Regions from separate parts of the Homo sapiens genome. Here region 1 is linked to region 2. Evidence: read pairs that join two places in POLR2A ChIA-PET (ENCODE). Cell type or tissue: B cell. All regions are shown on one strand. Each heading gives the region's core, and the rest is flanking DNA. Links, peaks and the distances in the headings are about the cores only.

What was found. Peaks named below come from ENCODE experiments on the same cell type or tissue, not always from the same donor. Only the 100,000 strongest peaks of a DNase experiment are listed, where the experiment ranks them.
Region 1: POLR2A ChIA-PET joins it to region 2 with 5 read pairs; 8 of 35 experiments call an interaction of 5 or more read pairs at or near these places.

What each region holds. Positions count from the first base shown.
Region 1 is chr12:31,985,757-31,988,680 of GRCh38, forward strand. It overlaps RESF1 (retroelement silencing factor 1), which reads left to right. Exons shown (of 6, transcript NM_018169.4): 4 at 1-201; 5 at 1,483-1,566. Among named protein-coding and RNA genes, the nearest start is that of RESF1, 28 kb to the left of the region's middle. In B cell, for the core only: no CTCF peak of the experiment used is centred there; no DNase peak of the experiment used is centred there; H3K27ac peaks cover 1,637 bases.
Region 2 is chr12:31,913,620-31,916,543 of GRCh38, forward strand. No RefSeq gene overlaps it. Among named protein-coding and RNA genes, the nearest start is that of LINC02422, 28 kb to the left of the region's middle. In B cell, for the core only: no CTCF peak of the experiment used is centred there; no DNase peak of the experiment used is centred there.

The DNA.
Region 1 (2,924 bases), core at 225-2,724, 72 kb after region 2:
AAAGTTCACCCAGGAAGCTTCATAAAGATAAGAGACAGGAAAATAAACATAAGACCTTTTTACCGGTGAAAGGTAACACAGAAAAATCAAACATGCTGGAGTTTAAATTATGTCCAGATATCTTACTAAAGAATACAAACTCTGTGGAAGAACGGAAGGATGTAAAGCCTCATCCTAGGAAGGAGCAAGCCCCTCTGCAAGGTCCAGTATGATTTTCTTGGTGGTGTCTACAATATTGTAAAGAGTCGTAGGTCAATATTTGGGCTAGCACCTCTCATGCTGTCTTGGGCTGCTGGGAAAGACTTTAATGTGTTATGCCACTACCTAGTATTTGTTTTGCCTGGTAAACCAATGTTTCATTGGGCAATATTTGTTTTGTGTTCATTGCCACCTTATTGTAAATTGTAGAAAATTGGTCGTCATGACGAGCTATATGTAAAACTTGCCAGATAGAAATATTTCAGTTAGTACCAAGAAGGCTGTACTGTGAAAAACATTCCACATTCCTTGTGGGAATGTCAGAAAAGTGTCAAGTAGCTAGTAATGTAAGAGTCTTGGTTTTGTTAATTCTCCTTTGGACTTGTAATTTGAAAGCCCTGTGAACTTGAAATTTTGTTCTGAATGTTAGAGGATAAGTAATGATGAATACTGAAGTCTTTTTGTTCATATGGAAATGGGTCAACTAATTGTCCTCTTTGAAACAGTTGATGGCTGTGTTATCACTATATTTAAAATGGTAACATCTAGCCTACTCATAAGATAGAAGAACCTTGAAAGCAGTATTGTCCAGTGTTATAATTTAAAATCTTTAAAGCCAAGCTGGCAGCTATGAATATTAGGTAGCTTAATGGTAGACTTCTCAATGTAGTGCAGGAAGGAAGGAGAAAATTGATAACTAGTTGTTCATGGTACTAAGGGAACATTTAGACATAGTGGATATTATATGTAAAGCATTGTGCTGAGAAAGATTGGAAAACTAAAGGATTTGAATGGAAATTGAAGTCTTTGCTCTGCTTTTCTGACTATATTTGTTGGGGTTCATAAAACAATAGCATAAACAGGATATGTTTTCCTGGAAAAGAAGATAGGGATATATTCATTTTGTAAAAAATTGGTGATTTCAATAGGTTCTTTCATTTGGATCCTTGGAATTTGAGGTGGGGATATAATGGGAACATTGGAAGTGGGTGGGGGCAATGTAGTTTTCTATCTCATGTGTCCTTTAATATCTGGAGATGTATTAACCTCTTCAGTTCATGTGAGGGGAACATAATTACATAGTAAAGATAAACTCATTTTTTAATTGAGGTAAGCATTTCAAATAGAAATCATTTTTCCAGTCCTTTTTTTAGAGTTGTGTTACATGTGGTTATATCTAGGGCCTTTCAAAATCTATTTTCAGCTTACATGATTTTCCTTTGTTATAGTACTAAAGGAGATGATTAGCAATATCTAGAGTTCTGAAAATGAATATTTAAATAGTTTCAGGAATAAAAAGTACAAAAGAAGACTGGTTAAAATTTGTTGCTACAAAGAAAAGGACACAGAAAGACAGCCAAGAGAGAGGTAAAGTCATCTTTTTAAATCTTCATTCACTTATCTCCCTATCTGGTATATGGAAATTGGATTATGGTTATGATATGATTGTAAAGTATGATTTTATCCATGTTCTTTTTTTTTTTTCAGTCATTCAGTGTTTGTGTTTGAGTGGTAGGAGGACATTTTTGTGTTGTCGTGCTGTGGAATGAAAGGCTGAGCTTTATTTTATTTTAATAGGAAAATAAGTCTTATCACAATGAGTTAGCTAAGAGGTTTGCATATTTTACCTGTATAGGACCAGACAGCAAATACTTTAGGTTTTCTGGGTCATAAGGTGTCTGTCCTGACTACTCAGCTCTGACTCTGTTTCAGGGAAATGGCTGCAGATAATATGTAGATGAGTATCAGCTGTGTTCTGATTAACTATTTATTTATTTATTTATTTATTTATTTATTTTGAGACAGAGTCTCACTCTGTCACCCAGGCTGGAGTGCAGTGGCGTCATCTTGGCTCACTGCAACCTCTGCCTCCCAGGTTCAAGCGATTTTCTCCCTCAGCTTCCCAAGTAGCTGGGACTGCAGTTGCATACCACCACGCCCAGCTAATTTTTGTATTTTTAGTAGAGGCAGGGTTTCACCGTGTTGGCCAGGCCGGTCCCAAACTCCTGACATCAGGTAATCCACCTGCCTCGGCCTCCCAAAGTGCTGGGATTACAGACATGAGACACCGTGCCTGGCCTCTAATTAAACTTTATCTACCAAAATAGGCAGCAGGCTGGACTTAGTTTGCCAGACCCTGGATTCAATTATTTACATGTTAATTTGATTAATCTTCAATACAATTTAGGCAAGGATATTTCCATTTTATAGATGAGAGGTTACATCATTTGACTTAAGTTTCATTGCTAGTGACTGAATAGGGACTTGAATCTGGTCCCCTCTTTTCAAAGTCCATTAAGTGTGGTTGAGGTATAGTCAGCCCTCCGTATCTGCGTGTTCCGTATCTGTGGATTCAAGCAACTGTGGATCCAAAATATTTGGGAAAAAAATTAATACAACCATAAAAATAGAAACTTAAAAGACAATATAGTATAACAACTGTTTACATAGCATTTACATTGTATTAGGTATTAAAAGTAATCTAGAAATTATTTAAGGTATGTGTGGGGGGTATGCTTTAGGTTATATACAATATACTATGCCATTTTACATAAGGAACTTAAGCATCCCCAGATTTTGGTATCTATTTGGGTGGATGCTGCAGAAGTGTCCTGGAATCAGTCCCTCTTCAATACCCAGGGATGACTGTATTTTAATAATGAGACCGGTCCTAGCTGTGTTATTTGCTGGGAAGGGATTTGGGCTGAGGACCAACTAGAAAAAGT
Region 2 (2,924 bases), core at 299-2,798:
TTTCACCATATTGGTCAGGCTGATCTTGAACTCCTGACCTTGTGATCCACCTGCCTCAGCCTCCCAAAGTGCTGGGATTACAGGCATGAGCCACTGTGCCTGGCCTAAAATGGCAAAGTTTTATGTTATATATACTTATCACAACTAAATATATAGGACAAAATAATAAATCAGGAAACACAATGGAAAAGTTTCCTTACAATAGCAGGAGAAACTAGACTACCTACAAAGACTGCATAAAACTGTATGATTGTATAAAAAGATATAAACAACCAGGTGCAATGGCTCATGCCTGTAAGCCCAGCACTTAGGGAGGTTGAGGCGCGAGGATCACTTGAGCACAGGAGTTTGAGACCAGCCTGGACAACACGATGAAATCCCATCTCTACTAAAAATACAAAAACTAGGCCAGGCATGGTGGCTCACACCTGTAATGCCAGCACTTTGGGAGGCTTAGGCGGGTGAATCACGAGGTCAGGAGTTCAAGACCATCCTGGCCAATGTGGTGAAACCCTGTCTCTACTAAAAATACAAAAATTAACTGGGCGTGGTGTGCGCCTGTAATCCCAGCTACTCAGGAGGCTGAGGCAGGAGAATCGCTTGAATCCAGGAGGCAGAGGTTACAGTGAGCTGAAATTGCACCACTGCACCCCAGCCCGGCAACAGAGCGAGAGTCTGTCTCAAAAAAAAAAAAAAAAAAAAATTAACTGGGCATGGTGGTACACGCCTGTAATCTCAGCTACTCAGGAGGCTGAGGCAGGAAAACTGCTTGAACCGGAACTGGGGAGGCAGAGGTTGCAGTGAACTGAGATTGAGCCACGGCACTCCAGCCTGGGCTACAGAGTAAGACTCTGTCTCAAAAAAAAAAAAAAAGAAAAAGAAAAACCAGCTGGGTGTGGTGGGTGGTGCATGCCTGTAGTCCCAGCTACTTGGGAGGCTAAGGTGAGAGGATCACCTGAGCCCAGGAGGCAGAGGTTGCAGTAAGCCAAGATTATGCCACTGCACTCCAGACTGGGTGACAGAGCAAGACCCTGTCTCAAAAAAAAAAAAAAAAAAAAGGATATAAAAGAACACCTGGATAAATGGAGAGACAGTCTCTGGATCAGAGGACTCAACATAAAATTAAAAATTAAAAACAGGAAAATCTCTTCCAATTAATCTATGCATTCTGTGAAATACAAAGGAATTCTTAACAGTATTTATGCATACACACATATACTATAGATAGATATATAGATAATAGATAGAGTGAAAAGAAATCCAAAATAGAGATGATTATGTCAGAGGTCTCTAAAAAGGAGCCAAGAGGGCATAAGGAGTTGGGAGTTGAACCCCAGTCACGTACACACCCAGAAGGAATTTGACCTCTTTGAACTGAGCCAAATTTAAAACTTCTTTAAGAAGCAGCTGTATTTGATTTGAACTATTTACACCAGGTCTAATCACCAACCTCCTGAGGAGACAACTGTGCTGAATTAAGCTCATTACTGCCTAGAGACATACAAGCTGTCAATCAACCATTGTCAATCATGGATTGTGCTAAAATTTTCAACTTGTGTAAACTTGCAAGAAACCTTTATAAGCCCCTGCCCAGTCTTGTCTGAATGGAACAGATTTGTGTCTCCTAAATTGCAAGTCATGAAAGACCCCAATTAAAATACCTTTTTTTTTTTTTTTTTTTTCTGAGACAGGGTCTCTTGCTCTGTCACCTAGCCTGGAGCACAGTGACACAATCTTGGCTCATTGCAACCTCCACCTCCCAGGCTCAAGTGATCCTCCCACCTCAGCCTCCCAAGCTGGGACTACAGGCATGCGCCACCGTGCCCAGCTAATTTTATTTTTTGTAGAGACAATGTCTTACTATGTTGCCCAGGCTGGTCTCTAACCCCTGGGTTCATGTGATCCTCCCACCTAAGCCTCCCAAAGTATTGAAATTACAGGCATGAGCCATCATGCTGGGCTAAAATATCTTCTCTTTTGTTTGCTGATCCACAGCGTTGGTTTTATTTCTTATTAGTTTATATTACGTGGTGTCAGAAGTGGGATACAGAGCAGTTCCCTCTTGATCTCTGATGCCACCATGGACCCAAGCAAAGGTACCTGCAGGACGCTTTTGCACTCCATTGATCTTGATAGCCCTGGAATTCACTGGGTGAGTCCTCTTGTGTTCTAAACCTCCTGACATGGTTCAGATTGAGGCCTTTTTTCAGGTGTTTTCTGTTGCCACTTTTAATTACAAGGATGGCTTCATTGTTTTGGGGAGTGTCTCAAATAAGAACCTATGAGGGAAAGAAAAAAATTATATTTTCTCCTCTACAATTTGGCAACTCAGTTGGGACCAATAGAGACACTCCACTCACTCCAAGACCTATAAGTGGAATCCTGGGAGAACTTGCAGAAGCCAATATAAATAGGTAGGATTTTTATGAAAGTCAGCTTCTCCCAGACTTCTTTTTTTTTTTTTTTTTTGAGACAGAGTCTCCCCCTGCTGCCCAGGCTGTAGTGTAATGGTGGCGTGATCTCGGCTCACTGCAACCTCTGCCTCCTGGGTTACAGCGATTCTCCTGCCTCAGCCTCCCGAGTAGCTGGGATTAGAGGCACCTGCCACCACATCCAGCTAATTTTTGTATTTTTAGTAGAGACGGGGTTTCACCATGTTGGCCAGGCTGGTCTTGAACTCCTGACCTCGTGATCCACCTGCCTCGGCCTCCCAAAGTACTGGGATTATAGGCGTGAGCCACTGCGCCCAACTAGCTTCTCCCAGACTTCTATTTGTGGTACCTGGTCAAGAGAGGAAGGTAAAAAATTTCCCTGTTTCTTCTTTTCCAGGTTCAGATTGGCAGGAAAAAAAAATTACAAATAAAAAACAATTAGTTTTTTGAAATGTGACTCTTGTGAATCTGCTTCAGGTACTGTTGGTTATT